2 separate regions of the Mus musculus genome follow, and region 1 is linked to region 2. A link is a contact called in ENCODE Hi-C or POLR2A ChIA-PET data. All regions are on one chromosome and are shown on one strand. The core of a region is the stretch at or near the end of the contact, and the rest is flanking DNA. Distances in the headings are between cores, read along the strand shown. Region 1 overlaps Klhl26 (kelch-like 26). Region 2 overlaps Crtc1 (CREB regulated transcription coactivator 1).

Region 1 (7,427 bases), core at 1,650-4,149, 44 kb after region 2:
AAAGTGCTCAGAATAAATGACTAAGTGCTCAGCCCTGCAAAGGATGACGATACCCCACCCTCTAGGCGTAGGGGACACTGTGGGTGGAAGGGGACAGAAAGAATGTAAGCTCTGGAGGATGGGAGGAGGGCTGTGGCATGCTGTTCTCGGCATATGGCACGGGACTGCACTCAGGAACTTCTCTGCACAATGACAAGAGCAAGCCACCAGGCTCAGCCAGCATTCCAGCAGGCAGCACTGACTGGACTCCGTGGCACGCACTCACGCACGCACACATTCACACACACAAAGGAGAGGACACAAACATGAAGCAGTGCATAGAGAAGTTGAGGGTGCATATAATCACAGCATGCATGAAACTACCAAAGAATTAAAGTCTTTTTTAAAAATGAAAACCTGTGTGTGTGTGATGTGGATCCATTTTTCTTCAAATACTGTCTATCTGTGTTTGCTTGTCTGAGAACACAGGCACCAGGGCAGGGAGGGTCATGGGGTCTCTGTCACAGGTGGCCACTGCCACATTTTCAGGCAGCAGGGAGGCACTCAAAAGCCCAGTTGGTGGGAGCCAGGCCAAATACTCACTGGTGAGGATGGCCTGGGAGGGCACAGCTGCAGGGAGGAAGGACCTAAGTGTCCTGTCTCCCCGAGGCCTCTGCTGTTACATTTCTTGGGGAAGAAAAGGTGAGGGTCCCAGAGTTGATATGGCTCCAGGAGCAAAAGCGCTTGCGAGCAACGCCACAAAGCTGTCCATCCCTGGGCCCACATGGAAGGACAGAGACAATGCCCACAGGTTGTCCTATGACTTATACATGTACACCGTACCACATGTATGCACACGCACACACAGGGGCAGGATAAGTAAACAAATGTAATTAATTTACTCAGAGAGGTGACCAGAGTTTAGGACCTACAAAGGAAACAGGCAGCCTGGGCCTGGAAGGCAGAGGCAACACACATGGCCAGGGCACCTCTGGGCTTCTGATCTCTGCAGCCGGTGGCCTGGGCTGAGCTCCTGTTCCCTAGGTGTTAGCAAGTCCTTGACATGGCCACTCTGTCCCTTCTGGCTGAGGAGGAGCCTCTGCCGTGAACCTACACACCTTGGCTAAGCCACCCTGGAGAATGCCGAGCCCCCATAGTTCAGAGAAGTGCAATTCAGCCAGGGCTATGACTAAGGTCACCTTTGCCAATACCAGGACCAGCACTGGGCGGCAGGAGAACCCATTACTCAGAACAGTTCTAGACAGTGGGCGGCCACATGGTGGGGCCCCCTGAGCCAGTCCGAATCTCCAGACAGCCACTCGAGTCATGGTGGCCGGCCCGTGAGTCATCAGTCAGTGCGTCAGCAACCCTGAACCGGACAGTCTCCAGAGGCCACTCACCACCCACCCTGGCTGTGCCCTCATCCTCACATTCCATCTCAGGCCTGGCCCAGGCCCAGCCATCCTGCCATTCTCCCCCCATGAGTCCCCTTGTACTTCCCAAGGGACCCAGGCATATACCAGGCCATCAAAGTGTTCGAAGTCCAGTGTGGGTGCATGACCCTGATAGGACCACCTGTTTCGAGACCCAGGTGTGGGGACTGCTACTTGAGTTCCCAGCCCCCACCCTACAAAGTTGTTTTTACCTCCAATCCTGTACTAGGGACATAATGTCAGAGTAGGCAACTAGAGAAAAGGCTCACAAGCTCTGCCACACCAGCTGTAGCAGGCCACCCTAGTGACCAGAGCCTCCTGGAGCTGGCGGGGGACATGGCCCTGGCCCCCACCCATCCGCTGGCCTTGTCCGAAAGGCCGGCTTTGGCTTTCCAAATCCCAGAACCATTCTTCTCAGAACGTTGAAAAAACAGGCAAGAACAAGAAGGAATTTCATGGAAACATTTCTTTGGGGTTTAGTAAAATCCGTTCCCACCCCCACGAAGAGTGCAGCTCGCCGCCTCGCACACCCTGTTCTGACGCCGGTCCCTGTTCCCCCAGCCTAGCCACTTCTACTTTCAAAGCCAATTTCACTTTTATTGTCCATGTGGTTTGCTGAAGCACGGCACAGCTGGCTGGCTCACACCCTGGCTGTACTGCTGCCTCACCCTTGGTCCCCCAAACATGCAGGTGGGGGACAAAGCCTCAGGGAACAGTACAATATCAGGTTGGTTACCTCAGATCAGCAACAGGGCCCTGGAACATCTCCAAGACCATTCCCAGAAAGCCTGGATGGGCAGGGAGGGATCAGACAAAGACCTGGGTAGCAGGACAGTAGAGTGTCAACAGATGTGGTGTCAGAGACCTTAAATGTGAAGAGCTCAGTCTGGAGCATAGTGGCCCAGGACCTCATCCCAGAGCCCTCAGTCATGCTAGGACCACCTCCCTGACCATCTTCAGACTGTTCTCTAGGACCTGCAGCTCCCCTATGAGCTAACAAATGTCTTTCTTTTAAAATGGAGAAACTGGCCGGGTGGTGGTGGCGCACGCCTTTAATCCCAGCACTCGGGAGGCAGAGGCAGGAGGATTTCTGAGTTCAAGGCCAGCCTGGTCTACAGAGTGAGTTCCAGGACAACCAGGGCTATACAGAGAAACCCTGTCTAAAAAACAATAATAATAAAATAAAATAAAATGGAGAAACTGAGGCACAAGTACCCCTGCTAGCTTTGAGTACCTCATCTTCCTGTCCATTCTGTTCCCAACAACATCCCAGTGGCTCTGGCCCCAACTACCAAGGCAGAGGTTGTAGAGCTCTGGGGTCCAGCACACCCACCGCTGTCCTGTTGCCATGGTTACCCAATGTTTCCCAGCTCTGGGCACAGCACTCCAGCTACAGATCAACTGAGTGTGCTCTGGCACTTCACGCCTGCCAGAGACATGCAAGCCAGCAGCCCCCACGCTCACTCACGTCAGCAAGCCCTCTCCTGGGATGTTCCATGGCTCCTGGCCCACAGTCTGTTCTACAGTGGCAGCCTTCTCTTTTGGGGTTCATCTCTAATGTCAGGGGAATAGCAAGGTACCTGCTATAGGCTTGCTCCAGGCTGGCCTGTGGCAAAAGCAAGCCAGAATTTGAGAGGGGCAAGCAGAAGCCCAGAGGCCACTGAAGGTCCCCAAACCACTGACAGCAAGAGAGAAGCCATGAGACACACATTGCTGGAGGTAGGCCACAGGTCTGAGGCAGAGTATTAGCCTAGGATAAGCCAGGCCTTGGGGGCCCAACCTTAGCCACTTAAAAGACTAGGCTGGCCTCTTGCTGGTGCTAGGCTCAGCAAGCAGCTTTCTCCACTGAGGCACTGTTTCTGGGCTGCACCTGAAGACAGCCTGAGGGGCAGTGGGACAGCGGAGTAGGAGTGAGAAAGAGGCTGCCTGTGTCACACTGAACTAGGAGGCCTTCCTTGAAGGAACCAGCACTAGATCCCTTGAGGACTCCTGGGAGGTAAGGGATGTTGTTCCCGAGTACAGGTCAAAGGTGACCCCAGCATCCCTGCCCACTGTCTCCCTGGAAATGGGGGAGGTAGGGGACAGTTGGAAAGCATTAGTTTGCAAGCTGAGTTCTAAAAATGGAGGGCTAGAGGGTTAGGAAGCATGCTGCTCTGTATGCCCATTTCTGGCAGGTCATGAACCTGCCACCCTCCAACCAGAACCCATCGAGGATCTGGTCATCCACTGTGAGCATAAAGACTCACGGCCAATGCCAAGCCCCATACTTGCCCAACTGCCGCCACTTGTTAGGAACAGCAAAGAGCGGGTCATGCTCTACAGAGGCCCCAGGGGATACGGGGTATCAATATGCCAGCTTCCTGAGCAGTGTTAAGTCCTCTGTCCGTAACCTGTGTCATCTGGACTCAGCTGGTGCATAGCACCAGGATTCACCATAGGGATATACCCTGCAGGGTGTGAGTGGGATGTGCACACCTGACTGTGGCTCACCAGTGGCCCAGGAACACTGAGGAAACACTCTAAGACACAGAGAGGTTTACACTTTCTGAAGACCATGCAGCAAGGAAGAGAATTCCTTACCAATTCGAGCACTTGCTCCCCAACAAAAGGGCAAGACAGCACTGAGATACAGCTGGGAGGATCCAGGCTCCAGGGCTGGATCCAGTCCCCAAAGCCCAGCTGAGTTGGAGTATGGAGCTCAGGAGCCGGAGGGGGCAAAACGTCCAAACTTTATCCCAGAGGATGCCACTAGGCACCCCATTGCCTTCATGAGGTATGGAGGTCCCTGAAGATGAGGGAAGGGCTTGGCTGCCAGGTCCCTGCCTGGCTCCATTCCTTGCTGCCTATTCCATTTAGAACTTCATTCTTCTGCTCTTAGTCCACCTCCCCATGGCTGAAATAGGAGCTCTGGGAGGCCAGCCAGAAGGGTTCTTTCTCCTGCCACATCCTGATGTCCACCCCTCCACCCCCACAGTGAAGGAGCCTTGTCACATTAGTGACCTGGACAGTTGGTGACAAGGTAGATGAGTGGGAGGGATGGGTGGAGAGACGGATAAGAGGACAGGTACATGAGTGCTTTGATGGTGTCTCCAATGTGTGTCCCTGTGCTGACCCCTATTGCTCTGCACTCCCAGAGGCCCCCAGTGAACCCCACTATCTGCTATAGTCCTCTTCCCAGCTCCGTGAGGCCCAGACCTTGGAGTGCTCTCCCACCAATAAGCCTTAGCCCTCACTATGCCTCACACAGGATAAAACACATCCAAGAGCCACCTGTCCTCAGCAGCACAGATGGGGCACACAGTCCATGCTAGGACACCCAGGCCACCCCAACCTGAAGAATCCCACAACTTCAGGACAAAAGCAGTCTAGCACCTCAGCCCAGGACCCCTGGCTACAATCCTGTAGCACAGCTCATTTTACAGGTGTCTAAACCACCCTTTCCCACCCTTACACATATGTTCCTGGGGTGGGGACCCCAGCTCTTCTCTCTAGCCATGCATTGAAAATCAGGTAGACTAACTCCCTCTCCTGGAGACCTGGCACTGTGACTAGTGAGAGGATAAGGGGGTTGCCCACCTGAACCAATCAGATCCTTCTCTGGAACTTTTTTTTTTCATGACAGGGTTTCACTGTGTAGCCCTTGTTGCCCTGGAACTTGCTTTGTGGATCAGGCTCACAGAGATGCACCTGCCTCTGCCTCCTGAGTGCTAGAATTAAAGGTGTGAGCCACCACTGCCTTGCATCCCCTAAGACTTCTTTCTTAGCTCCAGATGGAAGCTCTTTCCCCTATGGAATGGCAAGGCTGGAGGGCTATGCAAGTTTAGGCCAGGAATTGGGCAGCGGCTAGGGAAAGGGAACAGATTTTCTGAGATGTCTCCATGTGTGCCTGTGCACATACATATGCCATGGCATGCATGTGTTCATCTGGATCCAGGCAGGGCATGATGGCAAGAGCTGCTAATCACTGACCCTTCTCGTCGATTAGGCTGGTTGTCTTGAAGAGCCCGCTCACATAGTCACACCTGGCCCAGCACTCAGACATCAGTGCCCTGCTCCATCAGTCTCCAGTGCATTCCTTTGAGACAGAGTCTCTCACTGAACCTGGAGCTAGGGTGGTAGCCAGCCAGCAGCAGTGTCTTCTTGCTATGCCCTGCAGTGCTGAGTTGAAGGCAGCACACAGCACCATGCCTGGAGCCTCCATGGGTGGCTGGGACTAAACTCAAGTCTTCAGGCTTATGCAGACGGTGTCCTGCCCTCTGAGCCTTCTCTCCAGCTGGCTACTGCCCTCAGTCAGCAGTTCACAGGAAGCTTCTCACAGCAGAAGCTTCCATCTTCCCCAAATCCTGCTACACTGGGCTTGAAGCCTCCGCAAACCACCCCAGTAGGCAGCTGCCTGTGTGTGCCTGCTGAGGTGGCCAGGGTGAGGAGGCCAGGCTGATGGTGAGTGCGTAATAGTTATGCCAGGGCAGCTGGCTCTACTCTGGCCACTGAGAAGTCCCAGAAAGGTCAGCAAGCTGCCAGCACTGACCCACACCCTCCCAGAGTGATAAAGGCTGATGGGAAAGGGGTGGTGGAATCTATGCAGTGATTCCTGTGAGCGTGTGTGTGTGTCCTGCCACACACAATAGGAGACCACTGGCACCTGAAGAGGGATATAGGCAGGAGGTAGTGTGTGACCTGCAGCTTTCCCCCAGTGCAGCACACAGAGCAGCTGAGGGGGGTGGAGGAGCTGCTTAGGAACCTCAATGGCTCTCTAGGCGCCTGTCACCTGGCAGCTACTCCACCCAGCCCAGCTCCAACCATCCGGGTAGCGGAAGATTCTGGGAGATCCCATGTCTCCACTCTCACTCTCTGCTTTCAAGCTGAGCTTGAATTCTCCCGTCCCGTGGAGAGCAGGCTCCGGATATCCAGCCCAGACGCCCCGCCCGGTTCCTGGCTTTGACCCCTGTGGAATTTCATGGCTGTGGTGTCAAAAAACATCTTCAGCCTCGATCCTTGAGTGTCCGCCCCAGGCCCTTTAAAAGCTGGAAGGTTGTGTTCTGCAGGCTGAGAGCTCAACTCCTGAAGCAGGAGATGCTAAGACTCCTACTGTTCCTGGGCACAGTGGATTCTCGCAGTGGATGGAGCCCAGTGTCCACCGGGTCCCTGCGAGGAGGAGCAGCACAGGATGCGGGGAGTGCTGCTGGTAAAGGCTGCATGGGAAGGGCCAGACTGGGGTTAACAAGTGTTAAGAGAGCCAGTCAGAACAGCTGTGCAGCGGCTACCAGAGCAAGGGGGGGTCCATCGCCTGGGGACCCCATGGCCCCCACCTCCACTGCAGACAGCTGAACAGCTCAGCTGCCTTCACTTCCAGCTAAGGGAAGGTTGTGCGGGGGCTGCTCTTTCTACTGACCTCCTAGACTCTGTCCCCAAATAAAGGATGGTGGCCTTTGACCCACTTGCATGTAGGGTGGTGTATCTGCCAGACAGCTGCTCAGTATTCTCACTGGCTGCCAAGGTCCTACCCTCAGGCTCACATGCCTTAGAGGACATAAGATGTGACTGGGCAGTTTGGGGATGCATAGGCCTGTCATCAGCTAAGGGCAAGATATGAGATGCTGTGAGGCCTGGCAGGTGTCGGGCAGCTGTGTAATCTTAGGAAGGTCTTTATGGTCCAAGTTGGAGACAATATCAGGCCAAGGGCTTGGGCGCGGTAGCTAGTTGAGTGAACCCTTGCTGGCTGACACTTTGCCTTGCGTGGCTGCGCACTTCTTTTGAATGGAATGAGGGTCTTAGGGATAAAAGACAGGTCTCCCCACTAGGTTCACTGAGTAAAGAGGGCCCCAGAGGCCTTTATGGAAGACATGAGATTGTGACCCAGGTCCCATGCCACCTCTATCCATGAGTCACTTGCAGACAGCACAGCTCAGCTACTCCAGGCCAGAGCATCTCACCCTTCCACACACCCTGATAGATAACACATCTCCATCTCCCAGCCCCCAGCTGGGCAGAAACCCGAGAGCCTATGGTTCCCCC
Region 2 (7,583 bases), core at 1,968-4,467:
AGACACATTGCTGGGGAGACACAGTACAGTCTACTCCCCTGATGGACAACTCACGCCTGGGAAAGAGGCATGCCTGCCAAAGAGACATGGCCTGCCTAGCTAGGAGGTAGCTAAGGTGGTGGTGGGGCTGTTTTATAGGGGGCCGGGGGACCCCCCCCTCCCACTGCAGATGGAGCACCTCCCCAGGTGGACAGCTCAGTGGAGGCATCCCTCTGGCTAAACTCCCTGGGATGGTATGACCAGCGCGTCATAAAAAAGCCACCTCTGGCCTTGTATGGAGCCACTCTGGGTATCTCCTGGGGAAAGGACCTGGCAGGCCCCATTTTCCCTAGGAGATCTGAGCAACCCCACGCCCACTATCCCCTCCTAGACTCAATGTTCAGATGGAGTGGCCTTGGGCAGGCCAGGACTGCTTGTAGTCACCATGGCAACAGGCTGGCCTTGTAAAGATATTAAAGAGAGCAGGCCAGCTGACACTGGGGCTCTGTCCTGTGCAGAGAGTCTAGTAGGAAAGAGTAGGAGGGGAAGGCTACGAAAGGGATGTGTGTTCCCTGCACGCTCAGCTTTCCCTTCCACTGGCTTGGCCCTCTGCTCTTTCCAGCCTCATAGCCTTGCATCAGATAAGCCAGCAGCAGCTACCTCAGGGCTTCTGCATGGAAACCAGCAAGGGGCATGGCAGTTGACTAGAGCTCCATGGAACTCTCCATTCCTCAGTTTACCATCTGAACCTCCTTAACAGAGGGCTATCTCCTGCTTGCTTGTCACCTCCATGGTAGCCAGGAAGAGAGCCTGGAAGAGAAGCAGGGCTTGGCTATGCAGGAAAGCAGCTAGAAAAACACTTGCAGGATTATCCAGAAGAGCTGCTCTCGGGACCTCAGGTGGGGACACAGCTGCTGTGCCTGGACAGGGCAGCTGCCCCTCTGCTAATGGCTGAAATGGAGAAAGAGGCTCAAAGACTAACCCTGGCCTTCCTAGTGTTAGGGCAGCATGCACCCCAGGAGAGGCCGATAGCACACAGTCCTGGGGGGCCCCACCCTTGGGCCACCTATCCAGAGTTCTCTGAGAGGGAGAGCTAATCTCCCTGGATTCTAAAAGCACAGCAGGAGGCAGCAAGCTCAGGGAAAGTTGGAGGAGCTGCTGAAGTGCAGGAGGGCAGGGACAAGGGCCTTGGGGGGAGTGTGTGCAAGGGCAGGGACCTAAGACAGCACTGAAGCCACGCCTAGATAGAGACTGGGACTCCTTCCCCACTACATCGGACACCTTGACTGCCTCCCCTGCCCATGCTGCCCCAGCCCTGTCACCACCCACGTCCCCAAGCTCTCCCGGAGAGGTACCATCTGCTCCCTACAGCTAAGCTCTTAGATTCCACAGAGCCAGGCTGTTGCACTGTCATGGCCTCACACGAGGATTTCAGCTCACCTAGGTGGAGCAGAACCAGCCACCAGGCAATAAGGACTGGCTTGCTACAATCTCCAACAATGGGAAGAGAGGGCTCTAGCGTGGCAAGGAAGATGGGGACAAGAACTGTAACCTCTCATCCAATCCACTCCTGTGGAGAGGGTTTGTGTGCCCCTATTCTAAGACTTTGAAATACCTGATCTCTAGATTCTTCCCCTCTCTGCCGTGGATGGGAGTCAGGACCCATACGAGCCATTGAGGACTGAAGGCAGGACCCTATGCTCAGCAGGGCGTGGGGACCAGCACTCAGGCTCTCATGTGCTCACCCCAGCCACCCACCGTCTCCTTCTCTGCTCCCTTGCAAGTCTAAAGGAAGATGCCTGAGCCAGAGCCAGGATATGTTTTTCTCACGTGCCCTACATGCCTGACGGACCCACCCGAGCACAATCCAGTAACCTAGAGCACCCGAGGTTTAAGTGTGGCAGTGATGAGGGATTGGCAGGGGCAGCCTGGTGCAACTACGGACAGTGTGCGAGGGGCTCGGGCCAGTCCCTCCTCACCCTGGCAGCCCCAACCCTGCTTCCCATCTCTCTAGATGTTCTGGACATTTCTCGGCCCCACAGCTATACAAGATGTGGCCTTTCAAGTCTGGCTTCTGTCATGTCCTGTGTGTTTGGGGTCCATCTGGCTCACTGCATGCCCCAGGAGGAGCACACAGCGTCACTGTTTATCTATTTCTCAGATGACTGACACTAGGCATGCTTTTCTATCTTTTGGCGGTTGGGAATAATCTGTGAACCTAAGTATGCAAGTGTGCGCTGGAGCCCCTGCCTACAGATCCTAGCGTACACCTGGAGGAGTGGGAGCTGACTCGCTGCACACCAGGGGGGGAGCTGTGGCGCTGCCTGGCAGTTCTGGGCTCCCTGGCTGTGGCGTCTTCCCCGGCAGCTGCATGTGTCAAACTCCCACAAGCTCGAAGCTTCCAGCCTCACCTCCTCCCCAACACTTGTTCCTTTTTGGGTCTCTTTGTTTTCGCAGTGCTGGGGGTGAAGCCTAAGACTAGAAGCACACTAGACAAGTGCTCTGCCCTGACAGGATCTCAGACTCTAAGCTTCCTGCCCTGCATCTGAACATTGGGGCTACAAGTGTGCACCAACCACTAAGCTCAACTTTTATTTTTATGATTTCATTTAAATTGTCTTAATTGTGTGCACGAACCACACCTGTTTGCAGGAGTGCACAGGGCCAGAAGTGTCGGATTCCGAGGTCCCTAAAGACATGCTGGGAGCCAAGCTCAGGTCTGTGCAGAGCAGCGGGTACTTCTATTGCCTGATTGATCATGTTTTTTTAGATAGTCTCATATAACCCAGACTGGCTCTAAGCCCCTGCTGCAGCCTCCAGTGCTGGGATGACAGGCATGCACTACTACCCAGTTGATCTTCATACTTTTGATTCTGAAAGAGCCAAAGGTTCCAACTCTTATATTTGGGGTTTTTTTTCCAATTAAAAAATTATTTTATTTTTGAGACAGGGTCTTACTATGTAGCTCTGGCTATTCTAGAACTCAATATGTAGACCAGGCTGGCTTTGAACTCAGAGATCCACCTGTCTCTGTCCCTGAGTACAGGGAATAATAAGCCACCATGTTTGTATCATTTGGGTTCTTATCTCTGCTCTGCTGTGTCACCAGGATGACCTGGTACACTGAGGGCACTCTGCCCTCAGAAGGGAACAATGCCCAGGTTGATAGAATACATGGAGGAGGACACAGGCATGCAGATTCCAGGCTGAGTCAGCACAGCCCCCGTGGGCCTCTGGCCTCCCCCATCTCTCCAGCCCACTATAAACACAGACTCCGTACACAAGCACGGCGGAGCCTCGGAATGCTTTAATCAGGCTCTGTAGCCGCTGCCAAATTTCCAGACCCGGGAATGAGCGGGTCTGTGGCGGGCGGCGCCGGCTGTTTCTCCAGACGGTGGTGGAGGTTGGACACAGGCACTTGGACCCAGAGCTATGACGGGTCCCTTGGGGTCTGTGCAGAACAGCTGTTTTTGTGGGGCCCTCATTCCTCCATAGGGTACCCCAGCCCTTCCAATTGGCCAAGTTCCAATTCCTGAGTGGGGTCTCACAAAGGGAAGAGACATTTCTGAGTCTTTGGTTTCCAGTAAGGGAAACTGAGGCACCAAGGGGCCACAGGTCAGAAAGGAGTCTCTGTTAAAGCCAGCTTGTCCCATGAGTCAATGGGAGGTGTCTTGGGCATTGGGCACACACCTTTAATCCCAGCACTCTGGAGGCAGAGGCAGGCAACTCTCTGTGAGTTTGAGGCCGGACTGCTCTACAGAGCAAGTTCTAGGACAGCTAGGGCTATACAGAGAAACCCTGTTTCAAGAAACAAAAACCAAACCAATCTAAACAAAAAAACCTAGCTGTGCTGGAGACTGGAGCTGGAGCTCAGTAGGTGGAATGCTTGTAGCTAAGTCACAGGATACTCATCAAGTACGCACAAAGCCCTGGATTCTGTTCCTAGCACTACATACAGCAGGTATGGTGGCACGAGCCTGAATCTCAGGAGATGAAGGCAGATGATCAGGGATTTGAGGTCATCCTTGGTTTCACACAGTGAGTCAGCCTGGGTTACATGAGAGACCCTGTCTCAAAAACAATGAAAATGTGGAAAGCCTAGAATACCCACATACCTCAAGTCCTCAGGGAAGCAGCACCAACAGCCTGCTAAGACCAGGCAGAGCCCAGAGGTGTCAGGTCTTCCTGCGGGAGTGCACAGCACTGGGCCCTTCTGTGCTGAGCTGAGGGCTTGACCAGCTGCCGCCCACTCCTGGCTGGGCTGGGCCCTGCCAGGCTGGTTAAGTATGGGACACTTACTGGGTTTAAGCTCTGTGCTTGAGTCACGCCCCATGTAAGTAGGGACCTACGATGGGAGGCAGCAGGAGGCTGTGGGGCAGGTGACCGACCACACAGGGTCTAGTTACATAGCCTAGGGTGAACAGGCTTGGGGACTGTTCACCCCCTCACTTCACTAAACAAATTTGTGCCCTACCAAGAAACTCACACCTACCTAAACCTCTAAAGGTAGCTGCATTAAAAACTGGGGTCTCTGCCGAGTCAGCTAAAGGTCTGAAACATGAGGGCTGGACCTAAGGAGAGGGATGTGGCCAGAAGCCAAGGGATGATAAGATGGTCAAAGCCACAGCAAAGGCAGATAGAGAATGGAGCCCTGTGCTGCACACCACACATCTGTGACCTAATCTCGTTATGCTGTGGGTTCAGCAAAGGCCCAGAGCGTGACAGGGGAGGCAGACAGTCGCAGGAAAGAGGCTGAGGACCCTGGGAGATGCGCAAGGAAGATGGCTGGGCAGTGGCGAGCAAGAGCAGCAAGAGCTGGCCAGGCTAGCTCCACGGGTAGCCAACATGGAGGGGCCAGGAGGGTGTGCTAGACCTAGACCATGACAGTGCCAGGAGCTGTGAGGGCCTGGAGGGCTGTGGAGTCAGGGAGCTGCCATGGCTGGACCCTAAGGAACTGAGGCTCTCTGCCTACAGACTGGCCTGCTATGTGCTGTGGACAACCGTGAACGTCTGCATGCCTTAGTGCTAGGATGACAGGCATGACGCTACACTTACCCCCTCCCCTGTGTGTGTGTGTGTGTGTACGTGCGCATGTGCATGAGTGTGCTTCTGTGTGGAGGACAGATGTCAGCCTCGAGTTTAATTCCTCAAGAGACATCTACCTCGTTTTCGGGAAAAAGCATTTCTCACAAGCATGGAAGCAAGGTCTCATGTAGCCCATGCTGACCTTGAATTCATAATTCTCCTGCCTCCACTTCCTGAGTGCTGGGGTGACAGGTGTTTATTACTATGCCAGACAGCAGGTTTTTTTTCTTTTGTTTCCTTTTGGGGTACTGGCATGGACCATAGGAGGATATGGGCAGTGGGGCTGAGAGGAAGCTGGGTAGCCTCTCTGAAGATGCAGACTTTTCTAGAAGGTCTCTGTGGAGGTCGCTGGGACATAGGAAGGCCCAGCCATGGCCAGACTGAGCAGAAAGAGGCAGTTGGGCATCAGCTGAGGATGGGACAACAGACTTGTCCAGGAAAAATTATGGGCAAGTCTTCAGAGCTGAGCCTCCTCCCTGATGGGCTCCAACTCTAGAACTCATTGCAGAGGGGAGCAGAGCAGAGCTGCTGGCGGCCCAAACGAGCATTTCTGTGTGGACGCAGGCTGGCCGGGTGTGGAAAGGTCGGCCTGGGTGGCTCCTCTAGCACTGCCTGCCGAGTTAGTTGTGAGGTAGTTTGTGCCCACAGTAGCCACAGAGCCACACAGCTTCCTGCGTCCCCTCCCGGATCTTTATCTATTGTTTCTACATTTGTTTACTTGTTTAATGGAGCTGGCATGGGAGGTCAGAGGAGAACACGGTGGAGTCACCTGTGACCCTGGGGACAGTGCTCAGGTTGGCAGGTTTGGTGGCAGGAGCCTCTGCTGGCTGCACCATCTGGTCAGGCCCCTATCCCGTCCCCCTTTTAAGACGGGGTCTGTCACTGGTCTAGAGGTTCCTGGTTAGAGTAAGTGTACGGGCCAGAAAGCTCCCCAGAGCCTGCTGTCCCCGCTTCTCTCTGCTGGGATCACACACGTGTCATCTTGCTTGACCTGGTGCCATGCAGCTTCCTGAGTGCTGGGATGGGAGGCATGCACCACCACCACATGCCCGACCTGTCCTCTCACACTGGGACTCTCTGACAATCCGTGACACACAGTGTGAGCTTCCAGTCCCCAACCGGTCTTCCGGCAGGGAACACCTCACAGGCTCTGTTCTCTCCTTCCAGAGTTCCAGCCAAGGCATAGAGCTGTCTACAGGACAGAGACAGGCTGTGCCCCACTCTCCAAGGTTGTGCCTTGGAGTTCTGGCACCCAGAACTTTTGTGTGTGTGTGTGTGTGTGTGTGTGTGTGTGTGTATGAGTGAGCGCGCATGTGCAGGTATGAGGAAAGACACAGCCCCTCTGACTATAGGAGGCCAGGACTACAGCCAGGGCTACTGTGAGCTTAGCAGCAGTGTGTGAGTCGCTGTGTTTTAGAAATCATATTCCAAGCTGGTAGTGGTGACACATCTGCCATCCAGCACTTGGTGTGGAGAAAGGAGGCTCAGGAGCTTAAGGCCACATTTTTGCCTACAGAATCCAAGGTCAGCCTGGGCTACATGAGACTGTCTCCAAAACAAACAAATAAAAAGGGGGGGGGACCCTTCAAAATACAAATAAGAATTAAAACTGTAGTCATAGTCAGGTGTGGTGGTGCATGTCTTTTAATCCTAGCACTCAGAGGCAGAGGCAGGAGATCTCTGTGAGTGTCACGCCAGCCTGGCCTGCACACTGAAACCCTGTTTAGCAAATCAACCAAAAACCAAACCCAAACCTGACACTCCCACCTGCATAAGCAGAACACTACTGGGACAGATGCTCTTCAAATACACATCGTTAGGTAAGGGACTCTGAAGGGAGAAGAGATGGGGACAGCTGGCTGTGTGAGAGGTGGGAACAGCAGGCTATGTTGGGGGGCAGCAGGCTATGCTGGAGTGGGGGACAGCAGGCTGTTTCAGAGGTGGGAACAGCAGGCTATGTCAGGGAGATGGAAGGTTATGTCAGATCAGGGGACAGCAGGCTGTGTCAGATAAGGGGACAGCAGGCTGTGTCAGAGCAGTGGGGGCAGGAGTAGTAGGCTATGTCAGAGGTGGGGATAGCAGGTTGTGTCAGGGGGAATGGTAGGCTATATGGGGGGGCGTGGCAGGCTACGTCAGAGGTGGGGATGGTAGGCTATGGTCACAGTGCAGACAGAAAAGAGTGCAATCCTGCTGGCCCAGGGCACTGACAGCCACCTGGGGCATGGAAGTACCTCCTGGCCTCTACAGCAAGCAAAATGGGGCATGGAAGTACCTCCTGGTCTCTGCAGCAAGCAAAGTGGCTGACCTGTGGTCAAAGATTTGTCTCCTGAACCGGAACTTCACACACACAAACACACACACACACACACACACACACACACACAAACACACACACACACAGAAAGAGAGAGAGAGAGAGAGAGAGAGAATATGTGTGTGAAATGTGACTATTTGAATACATGCAAGTGTGTATGTACACATGTGGGATGTGTGGAAACATGTTTGCATTTGTGAGTATA

Evidence for each region. Hi-C counts contacts between places; a loop is a spot of excess contacts on that map. ChIA-PET counts read pairs that join two places held with the same protein, here RNA polymerase II (POLR2A).
Region 1: a map of left cerebral cortex shows a loop between it and region 2 (6-fold over the local background). The contact joins two enhancer-like sites. A Hi-C loop is called at or near these places in 3 of 37 maps with a recorded cell type or tissue (all left cerebral cortex). POLR2A ChIA-PET finds 5 or more read pairs at or near these places in 4 of 5 experiments (Patski and embryonic stem cell).

What each region holds. Positions count from the first base shown.
Region 1 is chr8:70,460,657-70,468,083 of GRCm38, forward strand. The region is part of intron 1 of Klhl26 (kelch-like 26); the gene reads right to left. Among named protein-coding and RNA genes, the nearest start is that of Klhl26, 13 kb to the right of the region's middle. Within about 2 kb of position 2,900, at least 1 of the 3 ENCODE cell types and tissues checked has a DNase peak (open chromatin) inside an H3K27ac peak, as active enhancers do.
Region 2 is chr8:70,415,839-70,423,421 of GRCm38, forward strand. The region is part of intron 1 of Crtc1 (CREB regulated transcription coactivator 1); the gene reads right to left. Among named protein-coding and RNA genes, the nearest start is that of Crtc1, 20 kb to the right of the region's middle. Within about 2 kb of position 3,218, at least 1 of the 3 ENCODE cell types and tissues checked has a DNase peak (open chromatin) inside an H3K27ac peak, as active enhancers do.